Regions from separate parts of the Mus musculus genome. Here region 2 is linked to region 1. The links are chromatin contacts, found by Hi-C or POLR2A ChIA-PET in ENCODE. All regions are on one chromosome and are shown on one strand. Each heading gives the region's core, a stretch centred on a gene start or an enhancer-like site at or near the end of the contact. The rest is flanking DNA. Distances are from core to core; before and after follow the strand shown. Region 1 holds the start of Smim20 (small integral membrane protein 20). Region 2 holds the start of Stim2 (stromal interaction molecule 2).

Region 1 (3,084 bases), core at 193-2,692:
TCCATCCAGGATGGAGACAAATTCTGCAGGACCTTACACAAGCCCACATTCCTTCCACACGTGGCGCATGCAGGAAGGCTTGAAGGCAGGAAGCACAGAGACCATCTTAGTCTGAGCTGATGAAAAGAAGCTGTCAGGGGATTCATGTGTGTACTTTAAAATGCTTTGCCTCCAGAAACCAAGTGTTATGGCGCTGGAGATGGTCAGAACATTTACATGAGGCTTGAAATCGCCAAGCTTCAGCCTCAGCTAATATTCCCCGGGGGCTGGGCTGGCCCTCTTCCATCTTCAAGATGATTCAGGTTTCCTGGAGAACAAAATGATCCTCTAATGCCTCATCTCTCCTCGCTGACAGATGGTTTCAGATGTATCAAAGTGCTAATCCTTGCTGAGGTATAGGTCTCCAGGAAGGAGTGTGGCTTTTAGAATGATAGGACCTGAATGATTAAGGAGGAAAATGACTCCCCGGACACTCGCCATTGTCATGTGAGCAGCCAGCTTAAAAATGAAGGAAACCAGCAGAATCTAAAAAAAAAAAAAACGATTTGAGGAAAAACTCAGAACCCAGGTTAACAGTTTAGCTTTGAAATATTTCCGCTCCAAGACATCTTAGGGATTGGCAATGATGCACCATAAAAACACCTTTCAACTCAGAATGATCAAAGCTCTCCACTATAGCACCATCTCAGCCTGGGTGGATGGAGCGGGGCTCTGCGGACAGACGCCTGGGTTGGAACATTTCCCTCACCACTTACTAGCTGTGTGACCTCCATCTGTAAAATGGGTAGCATCTACCCCAAGGGAAGCCCGTGCAAATTCAACGACTCGGTATATGCTTAACCCAAAACATTAAATCTTCAGTATATCAGTATATACTGTGTGTGAACTAGTGTTAGTGTTGACCTGCTGTGTGTAGGCTGCTTTCATACACATCACCTCTGTGACCCCTAAGATGCTCACAGTTTTGTTGCTGATCCTGCAAAAGATATGTAGAGCCTCAACATTGAAGGTCAGAGGTGGGGCCCCTTGTCCGTGGTCACCGGGCTGCACTGGGCGAGCCTGGAACCCGGGTAGCCTCACTCCCAAGTCCACATCCTTCCTCAGCACTCCTTGAACAGATAGGGTAGGGGCTTAAGGGCTTCGGGGTAGCGCTGGGAGCAGCCACTGCGCGGGGTCAGAGGTCACTCACGGTATTCCTCCAGCCGCATAAGGGGCCGGAAGTAGATGGGATAGAAGGCGGCGCCGACCATGGAGATGAAGCCTCCGAATATGAGCGCGGTGCGCAGGTTCCGGGCCGCTGCCATGGAGAGAAAGGGGGCAGCAGAGCCGGCGAAGGCCCCCGCACGTTTGGAAACTCGATTCCCGGCCTCAAGGTCGCGACCCAGCTCGGAAGAGGCGGAGCAGAGCTCGCTTCCGGGATCGGAGTGCAGGGAGGAGCCTCTGAGCTCGGAGGCGGGGCCTGGGCGCCTCTTAGTGGGGCGGGGTCATCCGAGGAAGGGCGCGGCATAAGGCGGGGCCTCAAACCAAGACCCGCCTCCTCGCCCTCCGGCTGCCATCGTGGAGGCCGAGACACTGGTGGCTTGTGCTGACTTGTATTTGGCTACACTCCTTTCTCGTGCCCTCTTTTTGACCTCTTACTGGCCCCGGGTCTGGGTCCTTCCTTCTCTGCTCCAATTACCACCTTCTGTCTTACTCTTCTGTTCCCAACAACTCTTTCTTACCCTTCCCCCTCATTAATGTGACATTTGGTGACTGGTGAGGCTAGAAGCCTCTGAAAGACTGGGCCTCCCTCTTTGAAAGCTGTGTGTGGGCATGAGCCACAAAGGAGCAAATCACCTGGTTCGAATGGTTTGCAAGGTATTTGCAAAATTAGTCACTGAGTCTTCTGACCCAAGACAGCCTTTCCTGGAGGGTGTTTGAGCACAGTAAGTGATCTAACTTTGATCCCTTGTCCTCTTTGCTCTCCATATTGTGTGTGCTGGGTTATGGGGGGAATTATACAGGGGTTTCAGAAAGTAGACAGGGATTCCCAAAACTAATCGAGGGCTGCAAACAAAAACTATTAAAATCTAGGAACAGCACAGAGTCAGTGGCAGGTCCCTAGGGCTCTGGCTCTTTGCCTGGGGCACAGCCTCTGAAGACTGACACCTGTTCCCTCATCCCGCCATGCTTGTGGGGATTGCTTTCCCCCACCTCTGCACCTGTTCTCCTTTACAGAGCCTGAGTCAGAAGATATGATCTCCTCAGGGGGCTGGGCAGCTAAGACCAACATTCCTTGGGCCTTCGCTCAATCCCTTAGAAATAGAAATGACACCAGTAGCGAGTCTGGGCTGCACAGAAGGTATTTATCTTGACCCCAGCAACATTATTTAGTCCAGAGAAGATCTGCAATCTCTCAGAAATGATGTGGTGAACACAGGTCTTTTCCTCTGTAGTTTTGTAGTCGAATCAAGATTCCATCTACCTCTGACTCTAGCAGCATATAAATCAGTCGTTCAATCTGTCAGCAGATTTATGGACTATCTGGCTAGGCCCCCCGAACAGCAGGCAAAGTGCTAAGGGGGACACGAGATGAATGAGACATGACCTCTGCACTCCAGGATCCTACCACGGAACAAATACATGAAACGATAACTAATCCCGGATGCCGCCTGTTGCCGATGACTGATGCAGTCCCACGGGCAACCGAAGTACAGGGAGGAAGACAAATGACTGTGCAGTAAGATGGCTGCTCCTCAGGCCCCCTCAGGAACTTGTTAGGTAAGGAGACAAGGCTGCACAGCAAAGAGGGAACGTGTGATACATGAATTAAACACAGGAAGGAAGATTCCCCAATAGTGTACGCTTGTTATCTTAGCAGTAGACGATCCATCTTCAAATGTCTTTGGGGAGTAGCTCCTCCCCCACTCTTGATAGACAAGTGGATCCCCTCCAGTCCTCACCCTGCTTCTCACAGTCCCTGACAGTTAAGCCCGTCCCCAAGCTGACCAAGGTTCTTGCATTGTGGATTGGTTGGCCTAGGACCTGAACCAATGAAGTTGCATCTGCCTAGCCATGTGTCTTAGTCAGGGTTTCTATTCCTGC
Region 2 (2,916 bases), core at 389-2,888, 730 kb before region 1:
CCTCCAACTCTCAAAGTGCCTGACAATGCTTACCGACATCCTTCTTCTGTCTGCAACAGGAAATAGCCTGTCACAGAACTCAGAGGAAAGCTGCTATGATCTAAAGACTCCTGAACACTTTGCTGAGCAGCTGTTAGTAACTCCCAGACGCCTGTTGGGCTACCACTGCAGTTAAATTAACAGTGAATCATCTTATTCCTCTTTAATCCTGCTGTTCTTCCAGAAAACCTAGAGATCTACCTTAAAAATAAACACAGCAGCAAGAAAAATAAGTTACTCTACCTCCAGCACTGTGCCCCAGGAAATCATTTCAGGACCTTTACATCACTGCTTAAACCACACCAGATCAGTTATATAAGACAACGAAGGCTGTAAAAGCATACAATTTTCTACTTAACCTTACCAAACATATTTGCAAGTTTTCAGTAAGTGCTAGAACGTTCTGTGTTTAAAAAAGGTACTGGTGCACTCCATCAGAACTATGCTGCCCAAATCCACGTCACAAATATCCTGCACTTGGTAAATTGTAGGTGTGTTTCTGGTTACCTGCTGCGCTTTCTGCACCCTTTGTCACCCAGTGATGCTCTCAAACAGCATATACTTTCCATCCCTTAAAGCGTCCTCGTACCCCCACAAAAACACACCAGACTTTGACGTTTCTTCATACTAACACAGAACCACTAGTGCCACTAGGTGCTGTGGCTCTCAAAGAATCTCTTCAGCAGCTTCCCCTGGGACAGGGCGCTCAGCCCGGCTCTCGATCGGTAAGAAGCTGCCAGCCGCCTTTGCAAAGGCAACAGGGGCCAACTCCATACCGCATTGCTGCTGCTGCTGCCGCCGCCTACTTTCTTTGGCGGCTTTGGGAAGAGGGGAAATGAGCCCAGTCCCCTACAGACCCCACTGGTCCCTTCGGCAGCACGAAAGAGAAACCACTGCATTGCTCAGCTGGGAAGCTCGCAGGAGCCCACTAAGGGCGAAGAAAGCACAGTAGAGGCGCCAGTCGGTGGACTAGGAAGGCGTCCGAAGTGCGACGACCGGCGCCAAGGCAACCGCTAGGCGCCCTCTCGGGGGATGGGGTCCTGCCGGGAGTCCCGCCAAGCCTGCCCGTCGCCCGCACGGGCCTCACCTGTCAGCAGCGCCTGGCGCTCGCCCGCAGCCGCAGCCGAAGGAGACGCCGCCGCTCCGGCCGATCCCGACGCGCGCCGCCCGCGGAGGTGCCGGGGCACCAGATCGCATCCGTCCGCCACGCCGGCCACCAACAACCCGAAGAGCAGCATTGCTGCCCAGCGCCGCCGGAGAGGGCGGCCCGAGGCCCGGCCCGGTGCCACGGCGGGAGGAGCGCTCACAGGAGCCGCCGGCCACTCGCTCACCGCCAGCTGCCCGGGGCCCGGCCGCCTCGGAAGCGGACTCCCGCCGGGTGCTGACCCGCTCCCTTCACCGGCGGCCCGCGAAGCTCGGCTCGCCGCCGCGTTCATTGGTTCCGGTTATTTAAAAAAAAAAAAAAAAAAAAAAGTGGGGGAGCGCAGTGGTACGGCGTCTTCCGACCCAGCGCGACACCCGCGCAGCTGCCGCGGCGACACCGGGATCCGCTGCTCTGGCGCGGCCAAGCCCCAGCCCAGCGCCCGCGCCGCCGCCGCGGCGCATCCCCCCGCCCCCTCCGGCCCGCGCCCGCCGTAGTACCACGCTCGGCCGGGCCACCTCCCTCCCCTCACACACTCGCTCTCATACCAATCCCCCGCCTCCCTCAGCCCCGCCACGGCGCAGGCGCAACGCCGCGGCACTGCGCGTGCGTGGTCGTGGGCCCCGCCCCTAGGGGCGTTCCCAGACCGATAGGCGGGGCGTGGGACAGCCGCCCAGGCTGTGCTTCAGGAGCCAGAGAAGCTGAGCGGGAGGAAGGAGTGAGTCTCGCCCACGCCGTGATCTGATGATGGGCAGCCTGGAGACCTGGATAAAGCGTATCGACGTCGCAGATCCTCTGAGTGCTTTAACCCCGTGGGTCAAAAAAAACCTTGCAGTGGGAAACAGCGGCCTCCCCTAACTTGGATGTTGGTGGGGGTTACCGGTTGCCAGCTTTGTAGAAGCGGAGGGAAACCCAGCCTAGCTTTGTATTTACTTGACAAACATTTGGCAAAGCGCATACCTTGTGCCAGAGTGCTAGGAATTTCTCTAAGCAATTTACAGTGGCATAGTGTAACTCAATCTCATCGCCATTTTACATGTGACGAAACCCAAGCGCTGAAATGTTAAAATAGCTTAACCAACCCACCGGCCCATAGCTAATAAATGGACATGGCCCGATTTATCAACTACTGAATGGAAATGTTCGAATAATGTGCTCTAGCTTCTTACTATTTTCCATGCTGACACTGAAGGCAGTCACTGCCACTCATCTGCCAAACCACCACTTCTATAGACTGCCAGCTGAACAGGTTGCCCCAACTACAACATAGACTTGACCATTTTGCTTATCTGCAATGAAGCAGTTTTGTGGATGCTCTTGCAATTCTGCTCCAGATCCAATTGATCTAAAAGGGGAAAAGAACCGGAATCTATTTCTTCAAGTAGATGCTACCATTGCAATGGGACTATGTTGTTGTTATTGTTGTTGGCTGTTTTTTTATTTTGTTTCAATTGTGGTAGGAGTCCTCAGGATGTGACCCAGGTAAATGGCACTCAGAGGCAAGCTACATACCTCAGAGACCCATATCAAAGCATTTCTTCAGAAAACCTTTGAAATGTAAAAGGAGGTGTTGAACACACACACATATTTAAGAACTCGAAGCTAGGATTGTTAAGAACATAGGTCTGACTACTGTTGGATTTTGTTGTTGGCTTGCAGTTTAGATCAGTTTGTTCCAGAAGTCAAGAAGTCAAATACATAACAATTCCTTAGGAAGCTTGACCAAAAGAATGTCG

Evidence for each region. A loop is a pair of places that touch in the nucleus more often than their neighbours do. ChIA-PET counts read pairs that join two places held with the same protein, here RNA polymerase II (POLR2A).
Region 2: a loop to region 1 is called in a map of v-Abl transformed pro-B cells, with 4 times the contacts of the local background. The contact joins the promoter of Stim2 here to the promoter of Smim20 in region 1. A Hi-C loop is called at or near these places in 1 of 37 maps with a recorded cell type or tissue (v-Abl transformed pro-B cells). POLR2A ChIA-PET finds 5 or more read pairs at or near these places in 1 of 5 experiments (Patski).

What each region holds. Positions count from the first base shown.
Region 1 is chr5:53,265,464-53,268,547 of GRCm38, reverse strand. It overlaps Smim20 (small integral membrane protein 20), which reads right to left and starts at 1,442. Exons shown (of 3, transcript NM_001145433.1): 1 at 1,190-1,442. The coding sequence starts at 1,304. It overlaps Gm40303 (a long non-coding RNA gene), which reads left to right and starts at 1,421. Exons shown (of 2, transcript XR_868423.2): 1 at 1,421-2,760.
Region 2 is chr5:53,997,245-54,000,160 of GRCm38, reverse strand. Stim2 (stromal interaction molecule 2) reads right to left here and starts at 1,638. Exons shown (of 12, transcript NM_001081103.2): 1 at 1,127-1,638. The coding sequence starts at 1,277.